Linked DNA regions of Homo sapiens: region 1 is linked to region 2. Evidence: chromatin loops called from intact Hi-C (ENCODE). Cell type or tissue: GM12878. All regions are shown on one strand. Each heading gives the region's core, and the rest is flanking DNA. Links, peaks and the distances in the headings are about the cores only. Region 1 overlaps RDUR (RIG-I dependent antiviral response regulator RNA). Region 2 has its middle 120 kb from the start of RDUR.

Evidence for each region. A loop is a pair of places that touch in the nucleus more often than their neighbours do. Peaks named below come from ENCODE experiments on the same cell type or tissue, not always from the same donor. Only the 100,000 strongest peaks of a DNase experiment are listed, where the experiment ranks them.
Region 1: it touches region 2 in a loop (3-fold over the local background); 4 of 110 quality-filtered maps call a loop at or near these places.

The regions. Positions count from the first base shown.
Region 1 is chr3:101,984,786-101,991,499 of GRCh38, forward strand. The region is part of intron 2 of RDUR (RIG-I dependent antiviral response regulator RNA); the gene reads left to right. Among named protein-coding and RNA genes, the nearest start is that of RDUR, 47 kb to the left of the region's middle. RefSeq lists an enhancer at 3,125-3,174. In GM12878, for the core only: no CTCF peak of the experiment used is centred there; DNase peaks (open chromatin) are centred at 3,266 and 4,022; H3K27ac peaks cover 2,247 bases.
Region 2 is chr3:102,056,428-102,063,141 of GRCh38, forward strand. No RefSeq gene overlaps it. Among named protein-coding and RNA genes, the nearest start is that of RDUR, 120 kb to the left of the region's middle. In GM12878, for the core only: no CTCF peak of the experiment used is centred there; DNase peaks (open chromatin) are centred at 1,564, 2,812, 3,244 and 4,514; H3K27ac peaks cover 2,864 bases.

The DNA.
Region 1 (6,714 bases), core at 492-5,491, 72 kb before region 2:
TGGTCTCAAAGAATTTGCAATCACATATTAAACCAACCAGAACAAGGAGATTTATATACAAGTCAAGTGCTGCAATATTGTAGGGGAAGGAATTAGTAATAATCCTTAAAGACAGAGAGATATCAAGTAAGGAATACAAAAGAAAGTTAGAATAGCTGCCTTCCAAAAACCCTTCTAGTTCTTAACAGTATATAATTTTGCTTGTTTCTGTCTTTCCTTTTCAAGTCCCATTACCTCGTTTATTTATTAAGCAAACATTTAATATACGGCTTGCCATGTTTCAGGCATTACATATGCCTATTCATTTTATGTTCATAATAACCCTTTGTGGTAGGTGCTGTTACCTTCATTTTATCTGTGAGTAAATGACAGCACAGAGAAGTTAAGTTACTCTTAACAGCTGGTAAGTGGCTGAGCTGAGATTTGAACCAGAGACTATCTCCAGAGTCTGTGGTCTTAACCGTTTTATCATGTTGCATGGTTTTGAATCGAAATATATATTTGTTTACAGAAAAAGGTAAAATTTGAATGATGAACAAACACCTAATTCTTATTAATTTCCTCTTGGATAGAAAAAGAGTTCATTTTCTCTCTTTTTAAAAAAACAAGAGCCAATTTATTCTGAGTAGTTTTGGAACCTATATCATTTTAATTTTTCACTGTTCAGGAAATGAAAACACAGGATGAGATGAGGGAATGATTTAGGTGTCCTTTAGGATTTTTTCCAAAGTGCAAACTATACTTTTGTGGAGCCAAAAGGGGCCATTCTTGTGTACACTTGGGCTAAAGTGACTCTTAGATCCACTGTTCTCTAGGATATTCCAGTCTTTCCCTCACCAAACAACTACTGATGGGATGACATTTATGCATTCATACTATGCTAGTTGAGAGATGGGTATACGTGGGAATGTAGGCTTGGTACCTGCTATTAATGAGCTTATAATTTAATTGGGGAGACAACACACACACACACACACACACACACACACACACACACACACATACTTAATTAACCTTCACAATCACAATATAATTCAAGAACCGAAAGCTCCAGTGGGCAAACATTATGGCTGGGCTGTTTGGCTAGAAGAGTAGAAGGCATATTGAACATATACAGTTCTGCAGATTCTCTTGGCTGATCTGTCTCTAGAACCTTAACCTCTTCCACCCATTTGCTCTGCCTTAGCTGCTGCTGCTGCGCCTCATGACACAACCTCATGACAGGTCCATGAGTGTCTAGCACCTGAGACAGACCAGTTTCTTGCCTGGAGTCTCCGGCTTCTTCCACCACTTTGAGATTTGTATATTGTATCACACAGGCTACGCATGAGCTGTGGCTTCCGAAGCAGCTTCCCAAAGAGTCCAGAGAATACAATCTAGAAGTGTGGGAAAGTTGACTTTTGACAGAGAAAAACAGGAGCTAGAAAAATTTGGGCAGATAAGTATTGTCATCCCTTGGTATCCATGGGGGATTTGTTCCTGGACCTCCCTTGGATACCAAAATCCATGAATGCTCAATGCCCCAGTATAAAATGGCATAATATTAGCATATAACCTGTACACATCTTCCCACATACTTTAAATCTCTCTGGTTGCTTACAGTACTTAATATGATATAAATGCTAAGTAAATAGTTGTCATACTGTGTTGTTTAGAGAATAATGACAAGAAAAAGTGTACATGTTCAGTACAGATGCAATTAAAAAATATTTTTGAGTGGGTGCAGCGCACCAGCATGGCACATGTATACATATGTAACTAACCTGCACAATGTGCACATGTACCCTAAAACTTAAAGTGTAATAAAACAAAAAAAAAAGAAAAAGAAAAAAAGAAAAAAAAATATTTTTGATCTACAGTTGGTTGAATTCACAGATGAAGAACTCAAGGATATGGAGGACCAACCACACTCTTTCCCTTCCTTCCTCTAATAGACTAATGTGAGACACAGCTTCTCTGATCAGTCTGTCTAGAGACATGCTGGGTAGCTGAGCAGGTGACCTCCAAGGGAGTGGCTGAGACTCTTCCAGCTCATTGTGAAGAAGAGGCCATTGTTATGCATTATCTCACATTGCTTGATGTCTTTCTCTGTCTCATTGTCCTTCTCCTCCACTCTTGTTGTCCCAGGATTGTACTTCCCCAAATAAAGGAATACCCTGTAATCTTTGCTCCAGTTTCCGTTTTCTAGAGGTCTTGGAATAAGGAGGAAGAAAGGACAGTCTATGCAGAGTGTAGAATATAGAAAGGAATGATCTGGGCTGAAAACATTTATGTTGGAGGTAGCCAGCGTCAAGTTTTGGAGGGCCATACTGAGGGCCATGTAGATTCTTTGAAGGCCTTTGAGCAGAGGAGTGACATGATGGAAAGTGGGATTTAGGAAGGTAGATCAGGTGGGAATAGAAAATTGGAGTGCTATGAAGTTGGGAGAACTGCAGGCAGAAAGACTAGTAGGATGAGTATAGGGCCAAGCTAGAGAAATGAAATGGCAGATGGAGAATCTTAACATGGCTTTAACTACCTTGGTGAACTAGGAATCAAGGTAATTCACTAGAGGTGAGTAAGAGGAAGATAAAGTTGAGGGGTGGATGGGGAGGAGAACTTCAGTGTACTCTCCTGAGGTCAGGTGGCATCATATTGTTTCTTGCTGGGCCTGGCTGTGTCTAGGTCTTCTGCTCTCCATCAGTACGAAATCTAGGGCAACTGCAGAATTTCTCGTTTCATGATTAGTTTGTGTATTATATGCAAATTGCCAAAAGACTGATCAGATATTTACATGGTCTATTCAATTTGGATTTTGTTAACTAAATGCTGTGAATTTTTTTAATTAATTTTTTTTTTGAGACAGAGTCTCGCTCTGTTGCCCAGGCTGGAGTGCAGTGGCACAACCTCGGTTCACTGCAAACTCCGCCTCTTGGGTTCAAGCAATTCTCTTGCCTCAGCCTCCCAAGTAGCTGGGATTACAAGCATGTGCCACCACGCCTGGCTAATTTTTGTATTTTTAGTAGGAACGAGGTTTCTCACCATGTTGGTCAGGCTGGTCTTGGACTCCTGACCTCAAGTGATCTGCTCACCTCAGCTTCCCAAAGTGCTGGGATTACAGGAGTGAGCCACAGCAAATTAAAATTAAAATTAATTTGTTAATTTTTGTTAATTAAAACTACTATCACAGAAACTGTTATTTACAGCACTTTTAATGAACAAACAGATAAGCCCTGTGGTTACATAGCAATTGACTTTTCTTCTGGCTGTGAAGCCAGAGTAACCACAGAAGAGTCATTTAGTCATGACTTTTGTCTAGATTTTGCTGTTCATGAGAAGGCAGAAGTGGGCTGAACAAGCCATATATTCATTCTGGACTTGAAATGCAGAAGTGTGTGCTCAGTTAGTTTAATTAAAAAATTTCTCAGTTAACATTTAAAAATATTTTTGAATATTTTAAAAATTTTAAGTACTTTATACACTGGCCAGTTATTGAATGCTTGAATGTTTGTTGAAGTTCCCTGTGTTCAAGACTGTTTGCTTCCCTAGAGGAGAAAATAATTAATGTTCTAAAACACAGCATGAACATATTTTATATGTTGAGATAGATAGGCAGCAATAAACTATAAACTAGATGAGATAGTATATCTACACAGCCTCTGAGTTGAGAAAAATTAAAGAATCCTTAAGTTAAACACACACACATGTGCACGCACACACACACACACACATACCCAGAAACACAGAAATGGGTCCCATAAGGAAAAAGGTAATTTATTGTACATGATGCTGTAGTTTCTAGAGACTTAGAGTGTTGTCTGGCTAGCGACTAAAGTAAGAGTCTGGTTTTGACTCCTAGTTGAGCACAGGTGCCAAGGTGGGTCATTTTTCAAAGGGTGGTGTTCTCATAGTGGTACCCTTTTTGTCTCTAGTGTTGAAGTGGTGATGTTGATGCTTCTGAGGAGATAGTATTTTCTCCCAGCCCCGACAACTGCGCTTGCAGAGATCAAGCCTGACCCAGAGATAGTGTCTCACAGCTTTTTGGCTGTATTCATTGGTAAAGAGTCAGTTGCTTGTCATCAGTAATAACAAGTTTCAGTTTCATCACAGGAAAATGTGAGCCAGGAAGGGCATTTAGAAATCAACCAAAGTTGGCTGGGTGTGGTCGCTCATGCCTGTAATCCCAGTGCTTTGGGAGGCCAAGGTGGGATGATTGCCTGAGCTTAGGAGTTTGAGACCATACTGGGTAACATAGTGAGACTGACTACAAAAAAAAAAAAAAAAAAAAAAGGTGAGAGAGAGAAATCAACCAAAGGCCTGTGGGAGACTGACCATTGTCATAGGTGGAAGGCTAAACAGGGTTGTGGGAGTTTCAGAAATGGGGGAGCATTGTAGTTTGAAGTGATGGAGGAGGGCCAAACAGAAAAATAAAAAATCACCTCAGCAGGGAAGCGTGAAGTACAATAAACATATGGATGAAAACAGAACAAGACATGAAAACTTATTTAGTTTTTAAATTTCTGCACACAGGAGAAAGTACGTGCTATGAGTTGGCTCCTTTCACCATACCAAGATGCCTATGCTAGAAGCTTTGAGTGCTGCTTAAAATATTGCTACAAGGTCATGCAGCCTCTGAAGGAGCTTCTTAAGCTGGCCCTAAGTATTATGTTACTATCTTTCTATGCTTTCTTTTTTCCCTGGAGAATAGGTTTAGTTTATGATCCCAACTCCTACTTCTCTGTAGATAATGCTTGCCTCTATTTCTCCAGCCCCCAATTTTCACCTGCGTTCAAACACTATTTTTAGCTGCCTTCTTAGATGCCTTCATTATTATGAACTCATTCAGAAATCATTGTGTCCAAGCCTGAATTTATCTTCCTTTAAAACCTCCCTAAGTTTCTCCCAGTTTTATCTGTGTAATACTGAAATAGTTTAAGTCCCTAAAAACATTCATTACCTCATCCTATACAATTTCCTTGAAATAGTTCTTTACTTACTTTGTTTTATCTTCCTTCCCCTTTTTACTGTCACCTTTAAAACCTCACATTCTCAAGTAATAACCTCTTACCTTATCTTCCTACTGCTAGATAGAGACTCTCCAAACATTATTTCTACTATGAAACCATTTATTGCTTTCCATAGCCTAAAGGGGAGACCATGGATCCTGAGTGGCCTACAGAGAGGTAGGCTCGATAAGAAGGAGATGGAGCGTGTTATAAAGGCGTCTGTCACCACACACATATGGATTTCTCAAGTTTCATATTGAGCTGGCTCAGTGCTCCATCAAAGTTGGAGGCAATGATTGAAGTCAGAGACCTGGTGCAAATTTAGAGACTTGGTGCAACCCAGTCAGAGACCTGGGTTAAGCAGCCTGGTACAAATTTCGGATAAATACGTGGTCTCTGTTGTACTTATCACACATGAAATGGGAAGGTGAGGAGTAAAAATGGGATTATGCCACTGCAGGGTGGATTTGAATTAGACAAAGGAGAGACAGCTGAAGAGATACAGGGCTGTGAGAACATGTATAAGTTAGTTTTTCCATTCCTTAAACCCACACTAAGGCCTTTCCTGACAGGCATTTCTCCCTTCCTTGATTTATTTTTCTCCATACCAGTTATTCCTACCTGACACATTCTATATTTTTCTTTTGTTTTGTCTCCCCCCAAGTAGAATGAAAGCTCCATCAAGGCAGGAATTTTGTCTGTTTTGTTCACTGCTGTCTCCCCAGTTCCCAGAACCATAACTGGCACAAGGCATATGCTCAATATTTATGTAAATATTTATAAATATTTGTTGAACAAATGAATGGATACACTCTCTAGCATGACATCTTATTTATTTATTGGTAAGTCTGATCACTTCTACCCTCAAACATGTTAAATTTATTTCTTTTCTAAAGAATTCCTTGTAGAATTTTCTACTTTCTCCTCAGCTATCCAAATTCCATCCTATTTTGGGTTCTGGTCAGGCTGCATTATTACTGGGAAGCTTTACCTGATGGAAAGCGGGAAACCTGAAAACATCCCAGGGCACAGTAATCACAAGTCTCTCAGCATCCTGGAGACTCTTGCTTTTTGTATCATTTGTCTTTGGAATTATCACATCCTCAGAGGCTGGTGTGCATTGCTTTTCACTGCCTTCTTCTGATGCTAATCACACCTTTTCTGAACTTGATCTTCTCTTACTTTCAGTGTTATACTCCCACAGGTGTTGGCTTTAGGCATGTGCATTTTTGCTCATTCATGCATTATTTAATTATTTAATACACACTCCTCTAAACACTGTGGGAGACAGAAATAAATTAGGCCCAATACAAGCCCTTAAGGAAATCATAGTCTAGTTTGATCCAGAGTATTAACTAATTAAGTTTTAAACTCCTTGAAGGTGGAGGCATTTAAAAATATATTTGTGTGTGTGTGTGTGTGTGTTTGTGTGTGTTTCCACCATGCCTCCAATAATGCTAGGTACTTAGAGAGCTCAATAAATGTACCAAATGATGGAAGAACCTTAGAATTAGCTGGAATTTAGACTATTCTAATCTAACCACCCCACTGTATGGGTGAAGATATAAAAGGAGTGGTTTGTTTATTACTTGCCTGCCAGATAGCTAACCAAATAACTATGGGAGGGTCTGGGTTGAGAGAAACCAGGGTCCTAAACTACCAGGTCAAATACATTATTGCTAAATCTCTATACCATTGTCAGAAACATGCTACAGAAAACCAGGCTGGT
Region 2 (6,714 bases), core at 1,211-6,210:
GAATATACCCACTAAACAACAACCCACTATACCCACTAAACAACTCTCCATTCTTTCCTCCCCCTAGGCCCTGCCAACCATCATTCTTCTTTCTAGTTCTATGAGTCTGATGATTCTAGATACATTATACAAACAGAATCATACTTCAACATTCTCAACATGTATTCATGTTGTAGCATTTCCTTCCTTTTCAAGGCTGAATAATATTTGTGTGTGTGTGTGTGTGTGTACCACATTTTGTTTATCCATTCATCCCAATAGACACTTGGGTTGTTTCTTCCTTTTAGCTCTTGTGAACAATGTTGCTATGAACATGAGTGTACCAATATCTTTTCATGTCTATGCTTTCAATTCTTTTGAATATTGTATTCATCTCTTCTCACATTGCTATGAAGAAATACCTGATACTGGATAATTTATAAAGAAAAGGGGTTTAACTGATTCATGGTTCCGTAGGCTGTTCAGGAAGCATGGCAGCATCTGCTTCTGGGAAGACCTCAGGAAACTTACAGTTGTGATAGAAGGCAAAGCTGGAGCAGGCATCTTCAAATGGCCAGAGCAGGAGAAAGGGAGAATGGGGAAGGTGCCACACACTTTTAAACAACCAGATCTCATAAGAACTCTATCATGAGAATAGCACCAAAGGGAGGGTTCTAAACTATTCATGAGAACTCCACCCCCATGATCCTGTCACCTCCCACTAGGCCTCTCCTCCAACGCTGGAGGTTACAATTTGACATGAGATTTGGGAGGGACACAGATCCAAACCATAACAGATATATACCCAGAAGTGGAATGGCTGGATCATATGGTAATTCTATTTTTAATTATTTTTTTGAGATGGAGTTTTGCTCTTGTCACCCAGGCTGGAGTGCAATGGCTCAATCTTGGCTCACTGCAACCTCTGCCTCCCTGGTTCAAGCGAGTCTCCTGTCTCAGCCTCCCAAGTAGCTGGGATTACAGGGGCCCACCACCATGCCCAGTTAATTTTTGTATTTTTAGTTGAGATGGGGTTTCATCATGTTGGCCAAGCTTGTCTTGAACTTGTGACCTCAGGTGATCCACTTGCCTTAGCCTTCCAAAGTGCTGGGATTACAGGGATGAGCCACTGTGCCTGGCCTTATTTTTAATTTTTGAGAAATTATCTTAATGTTTTCCACAGTGGCAGCACCATTTTTACATTAGTACCAACAGTACACAAAGGTTCCATTTCCTCTACATCCTTTCCAACACTTGTTTTATTTATTTATTTATTTATTTATTTTTGATAGTAACCTTCCTAATGAATGTGCTAGAAGTGGTTTTGAGTCAAGAGAAACTCTGCCTAAAATATCAGATAGGTTTTTTTGTGTTTTGGACCTCTCTGCCTCAAGGGTTAAATATAATACAAGAGAGGCATTTATTATCCTTTGCTATTTTAATAAAAACATCAATGTTCATAGAGAAAGCACAGTTGATTAGAAAAAATAAGCTCAGATCTTTGTCCAAGTCAGCAATGCTTACTTGAAACCAGGAGGTTCCACCACAAAACCACAACCTATGAACTACCTTCCTCCTAAAGGCACCTTCCCTTAGGTGCAGTCACAGTATCTAAGAGGAACTAAGAAGGTGTTAGGGTGTTAACCTTAGAGATCTGACTTTATAAAGTATTAGCAATTGTCAAACTCCCCAACTACACTAAGAGTTTCTGGAGGACAGGGGTTGTTCCTGTAAATCTCTCCTGGCATTGTGCAGGGTTCAGAGAAACACATTCAATAAATACATGTTTGGTGCCTGCTATGTACAAGTCACTCATCCTGGGAGTCACTGGGGATATGGCAGTGAACAAAATAAACAAAAATCTCTGTTCTTAAGGACCTTAGAGTATAGTGGTAGAGACCTATTATAAATACAAGGTGTATATGAAATAGCTGATGAATACTATGAAAAAAAGCAGAAAAGAAGAGTAGTAAGTGGCAGGAGAGGGATGGTTGCAATTTCAAAAAGATTTAAGGAAGGCTCACTGAGTTGTGGCATTTGGCCAAAGACCCAAAGGAAGCAAGGGAGTGAGGCACACTGATGGCTTCTAGGGCAAAAGTGTTCTTGGTTGAGAGAACAGCAGTGCCAAAATCCTGAGGTGGGAGTGTGTCTGATGCATTGGAGAACAGAAAGAAGACAAGTGTGTTCAGTATAGAGTGGATGGGAGGGAGGAGAAAAGGTCAGGTACCTAACAGGGAGTCAGACTGCACAGGGTCTTTCAGCCATTGAAAGACCTTTGGTTTGGGAAGCCTTTAGGGAGGGGAGAGGGTAGAACAAAAGAAAGGCAGGATCTGGCCTACATTTATATGGGTCACTCTGGCCACTGTGTTGAGCATAGAGTTTGGGGGCAAAGTTCTGAAGGAAATCCTAAAAAGATATTTATTTGTTAATGGGAGTGGAGTTCATGATGTTTGGAGTTGAGAGTTGTATGAAGGGTGGGCAGGGTTGACAGCCTGCACAATATGGACTACACAGATTCCAAAGATGCCATGCCCATGGGCAAGCTGTTCATGGGTAACTCTGGTAATAAGGCCATGCTCTAGAAAGAGTACAACATGATGTCTGGTATGGGCTTGGGACCTGTGGGGCGGTACCTGCTGTCTGCTTTGGGGTTGAGGCAGTCAGTCCCTCAGAGGTCCTGTGCTACAGTTCGGATATTTGGCCCTCCAAGCTGCAGGTTGAAATCTGATCCCCAGTGTTGGAAGTGGGGCCTAATGAGACATGTTTGGGTCATGGAGGTGGATCCCTTACGAATGGTTTGGTGCTGTCCTCTCCGTAATGAGTGAGTTCCCTTCTCACTCTAGTAGTTCTCTGGAGAGCTGATTATTAAAAAGAGTCTGGCACCTCCTCTTCTCTCTCTCTTGCTTCCTCTTACCATGTATTCTGCCTGTGCCAGCTCCCTTTCCCTTTCTGCCATGAGTAGAGGCAGCTTGAGGCCCTCACCAGGTGCAGACGCTGGCTCCATGCTTCTTGTACAGTTTACAGAATTGTGAGCCAAGTAAACCGGTTTTCTTTATAAATTATCCAGCCTCAGGTATTCCTCTATAGCAAAACAAATGGACTAAGACCCCCCTGTGATTGGAGCAACTTGTTGAGGCTAGCTAGTAAAGGGGACAACTGCCCACGGAGGAGTTCTTTCTTCCTGAGTGAATGGGTCAGACTCGTTTTTAAAAAATTTCTGTGGTGCTCATGTCTGAGGGAATTTGAGCAAAATGTCATGGGCAGCAGACCACAGCTGGGTGGTTCCCACTAGAGAAATTCTACTTTATTCCTTCATTAGTACTAATGAAACTCACTCTGTGAAAGGAAATCACATGACGAGACCACAGCTGTTTCACCGAAAGTGCCACTAACTTGAGCTGTAAAGCTGTTCATAACCTTTAACCTGGAGCTGAGGCTTCAATAAAATAAGCCCCAAATAAACAACCAAAGAAGTAATTGCACAGACATGTTTCAAATTTAACACTGAGAATTTATAACCTAAAATGATCCAAGTGTTCAAGAAGAAAGTAATAGCTAAACAAATCACAAAAAAATATATATATAAAATAAGAAGATGGAATGCCACAGAGACATTAGAAATAAAATCTCTGGGGGTTCTTTTGGTGAAATGAAAAGTACCTAAGAGGGCCGGGCACGGTGACTCACGCCTGTAATCCCAGCACTTTGGGAGGCCGAGGCGAGTGGATCATGAGGTCAAGAGATCGAGACCATCCTGGCCAACACGGTGAAACCCGTCTCTACTAAAAATACAAAAATTAGCTGGACGTGGTGGCACATGCCTGTAGTCCCAGCTACTCAGGAGGCTGAGGCAGGAGAATCGCTTGAACTGGGAGGTGTAGGTTGCAGTGAGCGGAGATCACGCCACTGCACTCCACCCTGGTAACAGAGCCAGACTTCATCTCAAAAAAAAAAAAAAAAAAGTACATGAGATTATTTAGGTGAATAATGTAAAACAAAAAATTGAATGTTTGTATAATTATACCTATTATCTCAAATATGTGTACTCACTGGCAGATGGATTTAGAGAAATAGAGTTTATAAATGAATTTGGAGAAATAAAAATTGAGCTTAAACTCACGGGTTGTTTTATGTAAAGTGATTAGATTGTAAACATAAATATAAAAAATAAAGTCTTCAGAGGAGATGGGGGAGGTAGGCAGCTTCAGTGCAGAATAAGGCTGCTGACTCTCCGTCCTTATACACTACTTAGACTGTTAGTACTCTTCAGTAAAGTGTATTTATCTTTATTACTTTTCAAATAGAACAAGTTTACCTTTTATTATGAAAATAATGTATTATTATTATTTTAATTCAAAGAGTACAGGAACACTTAAAAGAGAAAGTACAACTAACCATGAATCTTACCATCTATGGTGATTCATATTTTAAATATCAGAAAAAAGGCACCTATGCCTCATCTTCCTCATTAATATGGCCTATTCACTATGTGCTGAGAAGACTAAGGAAGAAGCAGATAAGGCGAGAGCCCTTGATTATTAGCCTTGAAAGCCCACCAGAATAGGAGGGAATATTCCCAGGTTGCTGTGTACTTGGTCACTGATGACTCATCTCTGTCCCAAAGGCCATGTGCAGCTCTGTCAGCTCTATGAACAGCCCTACCACTGGATTTCAGAATGAAAGATTAGAAAGCCACCTTTGTGTGCCTTCTTTGTAAGCAAACTTATATATTTACATTGTGGAAAAGTGGTGCCAAGTTTAATGAGTTAAATTCCTCTGTTTAGTAAAGATAGTGACATATAAGAATATACTTTTTTTCCTCCAAGGGGCTCAATGAATGTGTAAAGTAAGTTTTTTGGGGGGCAGGGGATAATATTTAAAATATAGACCATCACAGCTGGTAGAATTTTACTTTCTCCTTTAAATATTACTGTACTGTTTGATTTTTTAAAAATGAGTGCATTATTTTTACAATGAAAGGTAAATTTGTCCTGTTTGAAAAAAATGCACCGAGTCAATATTTTTATTTTTCCTAAATTGACCCTTATAAATATTAATAGATCAGATCACATAAAATTAAAAATCTCTGTGACAACCTTCCCCAACCCAATAAACAATGTTTAAAGATTGATGACAAACTGGGACTATCAATTATTATTTAAAATACATAAAATAATTTATAAATCACAAAGAATATAATGAAAAAAGGTCCAGAGATATTAATAGACACAAAAATTTGAATTGGCCATAGACATGAAAAAAAGCAAAACTTATTTGTGGTTACATAAATGCAAATTAAAAGCAATTAGCTACTAGTTTTTATCTTTTAGAGTGGGAAATATTAATTACTCTTAGTCATTGTTGGCTATAAAGACTATAGGCGTTCTCATACATGTTTGTGAGAATTTCAATTGGTGCAACTTATTTAAAGGAAATATCTATTTAAGTTTTAAATGGGAATATCCTTTGACCCTCATATTGTACTTCTAAGGTATTTCCAACAATGTAACTGTAAAATTTTACACAGGTTTTATGATTAGATGGCTTATGGTAGAATTGCTTTGTTACATGGCCATTGAACATGGCATTGGGAGTTAGAAAATTGAATGCCTCTGGGGTCCAGATTTAAGGAAGACTAGAAAGTGGTGGGGCATTATGAGAACTTGAAGCCCACAGGCTGTGCTATCTCAGCTCAGTGTATTGCCCTACACCCTTCAGTTTTCAAGATAAGGCCTTTTACATAATCTTTCCACATTTAAAAATGTGGGCCCTTTAGTCTAAACTTTTAAAATACCATCTAGACCACCACAGTATCTAGATTTTGGCCAACTTTTTCAATCCTTGGTGTATATCTATCTTCTCATATATTTTTACTTCTAAAATGTGTGCAAAAATGGGCACAGAAGGGTGAAAATAACATATATATATAATGTTTAAAAAATAATAAAAGAAATTCCAGTCATGTTACTACTACTCACCTTGACAAATAGAACATTAACCAAACTTTTGTGTCTTACTACAATTATATTTGATTTGTTTCTCTTAAGAGGTAATCACTCCCTTTAATTTTGCTTTTATGTCTTGTTTTTCTTTATATTGTTAGCAATGATATCTCTACATTGGATTTTGCTTAGTTTTTACTGGTATTAAACTTGTAAAAAGAAATCAGGCTGTAATGTATTCTGAGACTTTTTGAGATTCATCCATGTTTTTGTCTAAATAGTTTATACTTTTAGATTTAGTATAATGTGCTAAAGTTTAATATGCATGCCATATTAAATTATTTTAGAGCATTAAGAAAAAGGGTGTTTGTGGGGGCGCTGTCAGCCCAGCTGGTTTTCTGTCCCCTATACTGCTTTTGCCATGGTAGGGTCACTGGGCTAAGGTGAGGGCACAGGCCCTGTGCTGCGAGCCCTTCAGAAGCATGTTGGTGATTGGTCCTGGGATGAGTGGCATCCTTTCTGATGATCGGGCTATGAGGTACTGCTACTGTCTCTTCAGAGACCCCCATAATGCTGCTTGCCTGCCACCAAGGCCACCCATCCCTCCTTAACCCCAAACTCTGGGTTCTCTTCCCTGCAGCAGGGACACTGGGGCTTCCCTCCTGTTCCACTTAACTCCTTCATGTTTGGCCACAGCAGGAGATGTGACAATAGCGCAGGGAATTTCACTTCTAAATTCCTATCACGTCAAATCTAAATCCAAAAACGAGTACCCCAACCCAGACTGATTGAG